2 separate regions of the Homo sapiens genome follow, and region 2 is linked to region 1. A link is a loop called in an ENCODE intact Hi-C map of the cell type or tissue named here. Cell type or tissue: mammary epithelial cell. All regions are shown on one strand. Links, peaks and the distances in the headings refer to the core of each region. The heading gives the core; the rest is flanking DNA.

The links. Peaks named below come from ENCODE experiments on the same cell type or tissue, not always from the same donor. Only the 100,000 strongest peaks of a DNase experiment are listed, where the experiment ranks them.
Region 2: a loop joins it to region 1, with 5 times the contacts of the local background. A loop is called at or near these places in 6 of 110 quality-filtered maps.

The regions. Positions count from the first base shown.
Region 1 is chr9:124,124,674-124,130,040 of GRCh38, reverse strand. No RefSeq gene overlaps it. Among named protein-coding and RNA genes, the nearest start is that of LHX2, 120 kb to the right of the region's middle. In mammary epithelial cell, for the core only: a CTCF peak has its summit at 3,051 (motif pointing left); a DNase peak (open chromatin) is centred at 3,050.
Region 2 is chr9:124,340,869-124,346,235 of GRCh38, reverse strand. All of the region lies in intron 8 of NEK6 (NIMA related kinase 6), which reads right to left. Among named protein-coding and RNA genes, the nearest start is that of PSMB7, 72 kb to the left of the region's middle. RefSeq lists enhancers at 2,067-2,939, 2,940-3,811. In mammary epithelial cell, for the core only: no CTCF peak of the experiment used is centred there; a DNase peak (open chromatin) is centred at 3,125.

The DNA.
Region 1 (5,367 bases), core at 260-5,259:
GGTGCAGAGGCCAGGGAAGATCACCTCCTAGACCCACGTTCATCTTGCCCTCTTTTTTTTTTTTTTTTTTTTTTTTGAGACAGGGTCTCACTCTGTCTCCCAGGCTGGAGTGCAGTGGCATGATCTCAACGCTCTGCAACCTCTGCCTCCCGGGTTCAAGCGATTCTCCTCCATCGGCCTCCCCAGTAGCTGGGATTACAGGTGCGTGCCACCATGCCCGGCTAATTTTTTCTATTTGTAATAGAGATGGGGTTTCACCATGTTGGCCAGGCTGGTCTCAAACTCCTGACCTCAAGTGATCTGCCTGCTTCGGCCTCCTAAAGTGCTGGGATTACAGGCTTGAGCCACTGCGCCTGGCCCATCTTGCCCTGTTGTTCCTTCCTCCATCATCTCTCACCTATAAACTTGCCAAGAGAGCCAAAGGGTTCCTCCAACGCTTCCCACTAACTTCCATCCACTCAATGCTCTTCCTGGCTGTCTGACATCTGGCTGGAAAGACCCAATGTGACATCAGATGCTCCCCCTCCGGGGTCCCTTTCTTGCTCCCTCACCTCACAGCCTCCTGGGCCCCTGGGCCTCTGCCAAGAGTTGTTGACAAGATTGGGCACCTTGGAGTCCTTGTCTGTGCCAGGAGTGTCTCCTGGGAAAGCCAGGGGGCACCTTTTCTGGCACAGGGCCTGGGGAGCGGCCTCCGAGGGCTCCCCCAACACACCCACCCTCTTTCTGCTGCAGAGCAGGAATGTTGATTTCAGTGCAAATAACTCATTATTTTGCTTCCCAGACCAGAAAGCCCCACATGTGGAGTTAATTCCCCATTCTGACTTAAGGCTAGTGCCAGTCAGAACTGGGAGTTTTGCTTAATACCCACTAGGCACCATTGTTTCCATCACAGGGTTAATTAGTCCCCAAGAGCCTTGAGCCGAGGGAGGCTGCTCTGGGTGGAGAGTCCAGAGACCCAGATTTTGAATCTGCATTTGCCAACGACCATCTGCTTGAGCTTCACTAGACAAGGCCCTTTCTCTCTCCGGACCTCAGTTTTCCCATCTGCAAAATGAGCAGGTGAACCTGGATGATCACCAAAGTCCTTTCCGGCTGTCTCAAAGTTTCCGTGACATTCTGTGGTGCTGACATTCTGTAACACCCGACAACGGTCTAGCATGATGATGTTCTAAGTCATTCCATGACATTTACAGCTATCTGCAGCACTGTCTGATGACGTTGTCTTCGGAAGGTGGTCCTTGACATTCCATGACATTTACAATGATCTGCAGCATTCTATGACATCCGTTGACATTTACAAGAATTCAGAATACCCCGTGACATTCTTTGACATTCCAGAGCATTTTACGACATTCCTGGACATTCTATAGCACTCTGTGGCATTCTAGTCATGATATTCTGTGGCATTCTGTGACATTCTAAGTTTATACTATGTAGATTCATCTCTCTTCCAAGGGTCCTCCCTGGCATCACTGGAGAAGTCACATTCCCACCCAAGGACTTTTCACCCTAAAGCTCCTCCTGCCCATGCTGTGTGACCCCTCTGTGGTCAGAAGTTCTTGAACTTGGGCCTCTAGAGTCAGGCAGCCACTCCAGGATCTTGATCTGGGCTTTGGGGGTGGGGTGGAGGGAATAGCAGTCTCCCCAGGGTGTTTTGCACCTAAAGAAATAGGTTTTCCCCTCCCCCACTGCCACCAGAGTATTCTAGTAAATGGCTCTTACCTTCAGGATAAGGGTTTCCCTTGGCATAGTGTTGAGTTTAAGCATACCAGATATTTGAAAAATTTCGACCTACAGGAACAGCAATTTTATTTTATTTTATTTTTTACTTTTTTTTGAGATGGAGTCTCACTCTGTCACCCAGGCTGGAGTGCAGTGGGGTGGTCTCAGCTCACTGCAGCCTCCCCCTCCCCAGGTTCAAGCGATTCTCCTGCCTCAGCCTCCCAAGTAGCTGGGATTACAGGCACGTGCCACCACGCCTGGCTAATTTTTAGTAGAGCCAGGGTTTCACCATGTTGGCCAGGCTGGTCTTGAACTCCTGACCTCAAGTGATCCACCTGCCTTGGTCTCCCAAAGTGCTGGGATTACAGGCTTGAGCCACCATGCCTGGCCATGGGAACAGCAATTTTATGCAGTTCAACCTAATACAGCAGAAAGAATGTGGGAATTTCTTTCTGCTGTATTAGGTTGAACCATATACAATTTGGGAATCAGATGGCCCTGGGGCAAATACTGGTACTGTTATTTGTTAGCTGTGAAACTTGGGGCAACCTCACCCGGCCTCACTTTCCTCATCCATCAATGGAGATAATCATGGGTTGTTTTTCAAGGGTTTGTAGAGGACTCAGGGAAATGCCGAGGGTGAAGAGGAACGCCTAGGGTCTGGAACAGAATAAGAAGGCTCAGGATCTTTCTTCCTCCTTTTTCCCTTTTCCCTTCCCTTTTTCCCCTTCTCTTCCCTCCTTTTTCCCCATTCTCCCTTTCCCTAGAACAACAGTGAAACAATCCATGAGCAAAATGGCGCCAGCTGAAAAAGAGAGCCTGGGCATGGGTCTTGGCTGCTTCCTCCTTGCTGTTCAGCCTGGAGGATGCAGTTCTGTTCTGTGGGCCTCAGTGTTCCCATCTGTAGAATGGGCTGGAAGACCATGAGATCAACTAGGAAGACCCTTCCGGCTCTGATGGTCTGGGCTTCCCCAGCTGGGGGAACAGAAGGATGACAGAACAAGGAATCTTGAAGTCTGGTCGGGCAAGAATTGGGGAGCAAGGGGGTCACCATAGATAGTCTTTGAGGACAGGGCACTAGAAAGTGGCTTAAAGTCAGTGGAGGAGGCGAGACCTGAAGAAGTGCTTCTTTCTAAGCTTTGAGGGATGATGACTTGGTTGTAATGCTGCTGCTCCATAGAGTTTTAGAACGACCCCGTAGATCTCCGCTAACGAGGGTGGGCAGGTGCCCCACCGGGTGGGCCGCATCCTCTCCAGCCCTCCAGGCCCCCGCGGGAAGGACCCAGGCTGCTGTGGAAACCTTAAGAGACTGCGCCCCCTGGTGTCAGAACGCTGTCATTGCAGCATGGGACTTCCAGCCTGGGGAGGCAGCTTCTCACCTGCAGACGAGGGCTCCACCCTAGCCAGCAAGTTTCTTTCCAAGAGGAGGCTGGGGAGCAGCGCTTGGGAAGAAAGTGGCTTAAGTTGGGTCAAGCCTGTAGGGCTGAAGGCTGGTAAGGACCCTTCATTAACCTCTTGAGCAAATATTTATTGAGAACCTACTATGTGCCCGGCAGTGCGTTGGGCCCTTGGATCCAGCTTTGAACAAGACAAAGCCCTTGCTTGGCAAGGAGCCCACACAATCCAGGGCTCTCGGACTGGCTGAGGACCTGCTATGTGCCCAGGTCTTATCCCCCAGACTCTTCAAAGCAACTGTGGAGGCGAGAATTATCATCTCCATTTTATTTATTTATATTATTTTATTTTTTGAGACTGAGTCTCACTCTATTGCCCAGGCTGGAGAGCAGTGGTGCGATCTTGGCTCACTGCAACCTCTCTCTCCCAGGTTCAAGCAATTCTCCTGCCTTAGCCTCCTGAGTAGCTGGGATTACAGGTGCGCGCCACCATGCCCAGATAATTTTCGTATTTTTAGTAGAGACGGGGTTTCACCATGTTACCCAGGCTGATCTCAAACTCCTGACCTCAGTTGATCCGCCCACCTCGGCCTCCCAAAGTGCTGGGATTACAGGTGTGAGCCACCGTGACTGGCCTCATCTCCATTTTACAGGTGGGGGAACTGAGGCCTGAGGCCACACAAGTGTAAGGGGCAGAGCTGGGATCTGGACCATCAGACTTGGATCTGGGCCATCCAGAGTATCCCATCACACAAGGTTCATGTAGCAGAAATCACCTGCCCCTCCAAGCAAGTCACTTGCCTCCTCTGGGACACGGAGCCAGTGAGGTGCCTGGAGGATTACACAAGGTAGGGGGTGTCCTGATGCCCTTGCCCTGTGTCCAGGGAGACCTCCTTCCAAAGAGTGGGGGTTGCTCTCTGGAAGTGGGCATCCTGGGGCTCCGGGCATTGTTCTCATTGTCTGGCCCTCCTCTTTGTCTCTGGAGTATCCTGGGCTCGCTTCTCCCCCGGCAGAGCCAAGGGCCAGCTGCCTGGAGAGCAGGACCTGCCGGCCGCAGGCTCATTAGAGCCCTCGCAGACGCCCCTCTACCGGGACTCCCCACCCAGGGTCTGAGGGGGAGTTTGACACGAGTCTAAAAATAGCTGCTGTTTTGTTCCTTTGTTGGAGGGGAGGGGCTGGCAGAGGGATTCGGGCTCCTCTTAATGACCGACCCACCAAGAACAAAGGCTTTTCTTTGCGTTGGCTCTGCTTCCAGCAGCAGCAGGCCCCCGGCTCCAGTATCATCCTTGGGGCTCAAGTGGAACCCAAGCTGCTCCTGAAGAGCCAGCTTGAGGGCAAAGGCAGGCCCAGGCCTCTGACCAGGGCAGCCCCAGCCCAGGCTGACCGGCGGGCACATGGTGGGCAGTGGGGTCTGTGGGCAGGGCTCTGCAGGGGAGGGGTCTGCCTGTGACACTGTTTGTGATGTCAGACCCCCTGGCAAGGCTGGGGGCGGCAAGCATGGGACGGCAAATGACTGTGCGTGGCTGGTTGCAGGCAGGTGACTCTGTGGGATTGTGTGTGACTGTGCCTGGGACACTGCGTGGCTGTGTGCAGGCAACACCATGAGGGACTGTGTGGACGCTGCTGTGGAAATTGCATGACTGTGCCTGTGACACTGCGATGGGACTGGGCGTGAGCAGGTGAGGTCGTGAGTGACTGCGTGGCTGTGCAGGTGACAGCATGAGTGAGTGTTGGCTGTGCATAGTGAGACTCGCTAATGGGCAGGTGACGTTGTATGTGTTGGATTGACATGGGGTGATGGGGCTGATGGTACAGGGAACATTCTATGTGACTCTGTGACTGTATTGGTGACACTGGGAGGTGGGGCTAACTGTGCAGGTGACATTGCAAGTGGCCCTGGGACTGTGTGCAGGTGATCATGACTAAACCATTGTCAGGAAACTGGCAGATCTCAGAGCCCATCAGGCGCCTGGAACAGCTTCCGGCCCTCTTCTCACCTCCCCTTCTGTGGGGCAGCTCATGGGGCCCTCCCTTGGATGGCTCCTCCTGCCTCGCCTGCTGCTCACCTGCCACCTGTGTCTCTAGGCGTCCCTCTCTGCATCATCGGGTTCAGGGTATAAGGCCTCCAACCACCCAGCACGGGAGCTGCACTTGGGAGAATGACTGGAGCAAAAGCAAATGCATGACACTCCTGCTGGGACCTGCCCAGGAGAAAGGAGGCCAGAGGGGAGCCCGGGGGTGGCTGGGAGGG
Region 2 (5,367 bases), core at 93-5,092, 220 kb before region 1:
CAGATGGCCTTTGGGGAAGCTGCTGAGTGCAGCCTGGAGACTGTGGGCTTTCCTCAGCCCCAGGTTCAGCACCCTCGGGACCAGGAGCCCAGGCCAGGCCAAGTGCCTTCAGGTGGGTGTTTAGGGACAGCATCACCTCTGTCTTCCGGCTGGCTGGGAGCTTGGGCCCCTCAGAGAAGGGCTGGGAACCCATGTGGAGCCTGAAACCCACCCTTGGAGGAGGGCTGCAGGGAGGGTCTGGCCAGGCAGGGGAAGTGTGAGGATGCAGAGGCCCTGCCCATTTTGGGGTCTGCTGACCTGACCAGGAGCGGGCTGGGAGCCTGCCAAATGCACCACCCAGGTGACGCATGTCCAGGAATTAAAATGAGACTCTCGGGTGCAAAGGGTTAATCGGGCATTTTCAAAGGACATCTGTTGCCATAACAGAGAGCAGCTGAGACTCCAGGACGGTCACCTGGGGTGATCTGGGTGCCCCCGAGTTGCAGCTGGAGGATTAAGGTGGATTTTCCTGGACTGTTACTGTGCAGCGTAGAAGGGACATTTTGAGTGTTGGTCCTGTGAACGCAGGCCCTGGTTTTTCATGTGGCTGACCCCGGAGAGGAATCAGCCGATCTTCAACTTCAGATCATGCCCATTTGATCTCAATTTTATAAACCTCGCTGCTGGGAACTCCAAAGGCCCCAGAACGCTGAGGGGAGCATTGAGCCCCCAAGCTGGCATCCACTTCCCATCATGTCTCTGCTCTTTCCAGCACTTTCTCCACATCGTTTCAGAAAAGCCTTTTGAATGGGGTCAGCAGTGAGCTATGCCAGAGGACCCCTCTCGGCCTTCCCCAGGAACAGGCCTCCTCCATCCGCCCCAGCCTGCCCCCACTCTGCTGCCGGCCATGGGCCTTCCACCCTCATCAGGGCAATGGGCTGTGAAGAAAGCTCTGGGCTGCGCGGATTACAACGATTACCCTGGACGGCGAGATCTCCTTCTACCAGTGACCACCCAGACTCTGACTGGTCGAAATAGAGAGGACTCACTGTCTGGGGCCTCGTTAGAACTGCCGAGGCCACGGCTCTCAGCGCTGCTCCTCAAATGCCAAGCCCTTCTCTCTGGTGTCATCAGGGTGACATATAGCCGAGGAAAAGGGGGTGGGTGGGCCCTGGCCCCCACCAGGAGGGCTCAGAGAAGCTGGTGTGTGATCTGAGATGTCAGAGGGACAAGGGGAATCTGACTCCTGCCTGTCAGGGCCTCAGACACCCATCTTGTCACCCAGTGTCTCTCGAGCACATCCCAGACAGAAGGGTGACTGGAGGCCAGGAGGTCTGCAGCCCTGCTCCTCCACCACGGAGGGGCGTCCAGGCCTCTCTGCCGTCCAAGCAGCATTCCAAAGCGGCGTCCCGGCCAAGGCTCCGCAGATCTTCCCCTTGAGTCCGCTGTCTCGCTGGGTCTCAGTCCCAGCTGGGCACCTCAAGGCTGCTGCGAGGAGGCCCCCTATGAGGATCCTGGGACTGGCACTGAATGAGCCAATTCCTCTAGCTCCGTAATTGCAGCTGAGCTCCCACATAGATAAAAATCAGTCCTGCAGAGCGGGCAGCCCGCTGGGCACCTCCATGGGCATCTAGGTAACGAGAACAGAGCCCGGCCTTCCGATATCCCAAGCTCGGGCATTGTTGCTCCCAGCTCCCACCGGGGGCTCCCCACCGCCTGGCCTGCGAGTCATGATTCACTCCATGTTCGGGCCAGCACTCCTGATTCCAGCCTCTTCAAGACACTCCGCTGGGGCCCCACCCGAGGGCCAGGTGCGGGGCTTTGTGGTGGCTCCCACTAGCTGGGGTCAGCGCCAGCAACTCCGGTGGCCACAGGAGGTCCTCGGTAATAGCTGATGCCCAAGTGTGAGAGAGGGTATGGGGGACTCAATGGTGGGCCCCAAAGACATCCATCACCGAATTTTTGGGACTTGTAAATGACACTTTATAGGGCAAATGGGATTTTGCAGCTGTGATGAAATGTTGGCTCCTGAGATGGGGGCATTATCCAGGTGGGCCCCAACGTACCCACAAGAGCCCTCATGACAGGGAGCCCGAGAGAGAAGGGCACAGAAGAGGGGAAGACGCCAGGCTGACGCACACCAGAGGCTGTGGTGACACAAGGCGGGGACCGAGGACCGCGGGTGGCCTCTCCATTTTCCATGGAAAACATAAGGAAACAGATTCGCCCCCAGAACGTCCAGAAGGCACCTGCCCGCTGACACCTTGACTTAGCCCAGCGAGACTGATTTTGGACATCTGGCCTCCAGAATCCTCGAGATCTAAGAGAGTAAACTTATGTTGCTTGAAGCCATCGGCGTGGTGGCATCTGTCACTGCAGCCACAGGGATGAGCACAGGGGCTTTTGAGCCTTCCGGGCTGTGCTGGGGCTTGGGGAAGGGCAGGTTTTCTCCGGCTGTGTCTGTCACCAGGGCCCAGGTGACCTGGGTATGTGCCCTGTGCAGGATCCTCAGCTGTTGTCCAGAGAGGGCAGGGGGCTTTGTCACAGCTCTTCAGGCTGGTGCCCCTGGAAGACACCACAGGCTGTGGGGCGGGAGGCTCCGGGCGTGACTGCGGGAGGCCTCTTTCCAATTACATGGCCGTGGGCTCAGATGTGGCTCTCCTCCCTGTCTGCTGGGGAAACGCCTGCTTCACCTTCCCCTTTAGGGACTGCAGGAGTGGGGAGGGGGTCACTTGGCACAGAGCCCCTGCCCCGTTACCCTTGGATGGGCCGGCTATGGGTGGCCACAGCAGCCTGCTGCTGTGTGAGGCCGGGGCTGCTAGGGTTAGGTCAGCGCCTGATGTCCCTGAGGACGCTAATCCCCTCAGGGCTTGACTGCTGTGTTTCATTCACTTCCTACTGCTGACTGGTATCCACCCCTGGCTGTGATCTGTCCCCCCACACCACCCCTCGCTGCGATCGGTACCTCCCCAGCTGCGATCCATCCCCCGTACCACCCCCCGGCTGCGATCCGTCCCCTCACCGCCCCCCGGCTGTGGTCCAGCCCCCCCAGCTGCGAGCCGCACAGCCCCACTCACTCCAACAAATGAGTCAGCTCGGCGTAACCCGAGCCTCAATGCCAGGGAGTCACGAAGGCGGGACTGCCTTGTGAGATGCACATTTAGGTGCCCACAAATGAGGACTCGGAGGAGGACTGCCCGAGCCAGAATTCAGTGAGGCCTGGCACAGGATGGGCTGTGCCTGCCTCTGCAGAGCCGAGACAAAGACTGAGGCAGGGAACGGGGCTGGGAACCACAGGGCCGGTTCTCAAGTGGAGGGCCTGGCACAGGCAGAGGGAGCCAGCTGCTGGCCTCCCGGCCCCAGCCCCAGGGAAGTGGGCACAGCTCTGTCAGCCTGGCCAGCCTGTGTGTGTGTTCATATGCTGTGTGTGTGTTTATGTGTGGAGAGCCCATGGTTCATGGGAGACAGGAAGCAGCTTACAAAAACACAAAGCAGAATGGAAAAAGAAACGAAAAGCCATCTGACCCAGGGACAAGACACATGAGGAAAGGAGGACAAAGTGGAGCCTCCTCGGAGACTGAGGCTGGGCTGCACTTTGGCTTCCCGCTGGCCAAAGCAAAAAGGGAAATGTGGCAAGCTGCAGGAGCCTCGTGCCGGAGGCGGGCAGAAGTGCCCGTGCTTGGCCTGCAGCTGGTGGACAGGCCCGAGGGCCTTCTCTGACTCGGGCACCTCACCCCTAGGGCCTCATTCCTTCCTCACTATGACAAGGTGGGCTGGCCACTCATTCTACATATGGGACACCTGAGGCCCACCCGGGAGGGGCTGACTTGCCTGGATCCTTCCGTGGGTGGGCCCTGGAGCTGGGATTTGGATGAAAGTGAGTTGGTAAGTGAGCTGCCTACACACAGACACGTGCTCTAATTCAAAATTGTGCTCCCCGACCATCCACTATGCTGCGGGCATTAGCCTGGGCCTTGGGAGACCTAGAACGCCTGTCTCTTCCCCTCAGGATCTGACACCGGGTGAACGATGCCCACTTACAGGTGGGTTTGCATCCCCTCCTCAGACCTTAGGGCAAGTGGGGGCAGGGCGGTGACGCTGGAGCCCTGAGCCCAGGGACAGCCGGGTTAGCAGGTGACATGGGCGTGACTCTACTGCTAGCCTCAGCGACCTTGGTGGCCAGAGTGGCCACCTGCCTGGATTTAGAGGAGTCCTGGAGAGACTGGAACTCACGACTCCTCCTGGGGGACACACACCAGCAGCACAGTGGCTCTGCGCCACTCAACAACTCTCCACACCCGGGGCTTTCCCCACCTGGATTTAACGTCTTCTCCGCAAAATAACAGGCACGCACCCTCCCCGGGGCTGTTCGGAATGTGCAGGCACACAGGGCCCTACACCAGCAGGTTTCCTCCTGTCTCAGAAGAGTTTGGACTTAACATGTCTTGTCTCCTATGGCTAAAGACACTGACTTCCCTCCAAATTCTCTCCTACATCCACTGCCCTCCCCCGAGCCCACCCACACACCCTGCTCAACACTCGCCGCCCCAACCCACCCAGGAGCTGGGCTGTGGAGAGACAGGGAGGCAGGGAGGACAAATGGCTCGTCCCCCTTTCACCTGCAGGCCCCTTCCCCATCCACTACACACTCGCCATGGCTGCTCCAGCTAGGTCCTCATTCAAAGAGCTCCTCCTGCAACCGATGCCCTGTGGAGTCCTGGAAAGAGCACCCGGCCTGCTTCCCAGCTCTGTCAGGGCCAGACTAACCCACAGACCCTCTTGTCACCCGCATCTGCTGAGCCCTGGGAGAAGGGGTCCCACCCTCTTGTCACCTGCATCTGCTGAGCCCTGGGAGAAGGGGTCCCACCCTCTTGTCACCCGCATCTGCTGAGCCCCGGGAGAAGGGGTCCCAAGCACCAGTTCCACAAGGACCACACCTCCAGCCAGTCTGTTAAAATGAAATATAGCAGGTCACTGGCTTATAAAGAAAGATGCTGCCAGCCTGGCTAACATGGTGAAACCCCGTCTCTACCAAAAAATACGAAAATTTGCCGGGTGGGGTGGCGGGCGTCTGTAGTCCCAGCTACTTGGGAGGCTAAGGCAGGATAATTGCTTGAACCTGGGAGGTGGAGGCCGCAGTGAGCCGAGATTGCGCCACTGCCCTCCAGCCCGGGCGACAAGAGTGAGACTCTGTCTCAAAAAAACAAAAGAAAGATGCTGTGAAGTTTAAACCCTGCAAACAGATCAGAGTTTTGAACTCATAGTCTCAATCTGTAATGTGGGGAGGGGAAATCTCACCACCAAAAGACCCTGGCCACAAGACCCCCTGGCCACGAGAGCGGCCGCGGGTCCCACGTGGCCCAGCGGTGGGCAGCGTAGCCCTCAAGT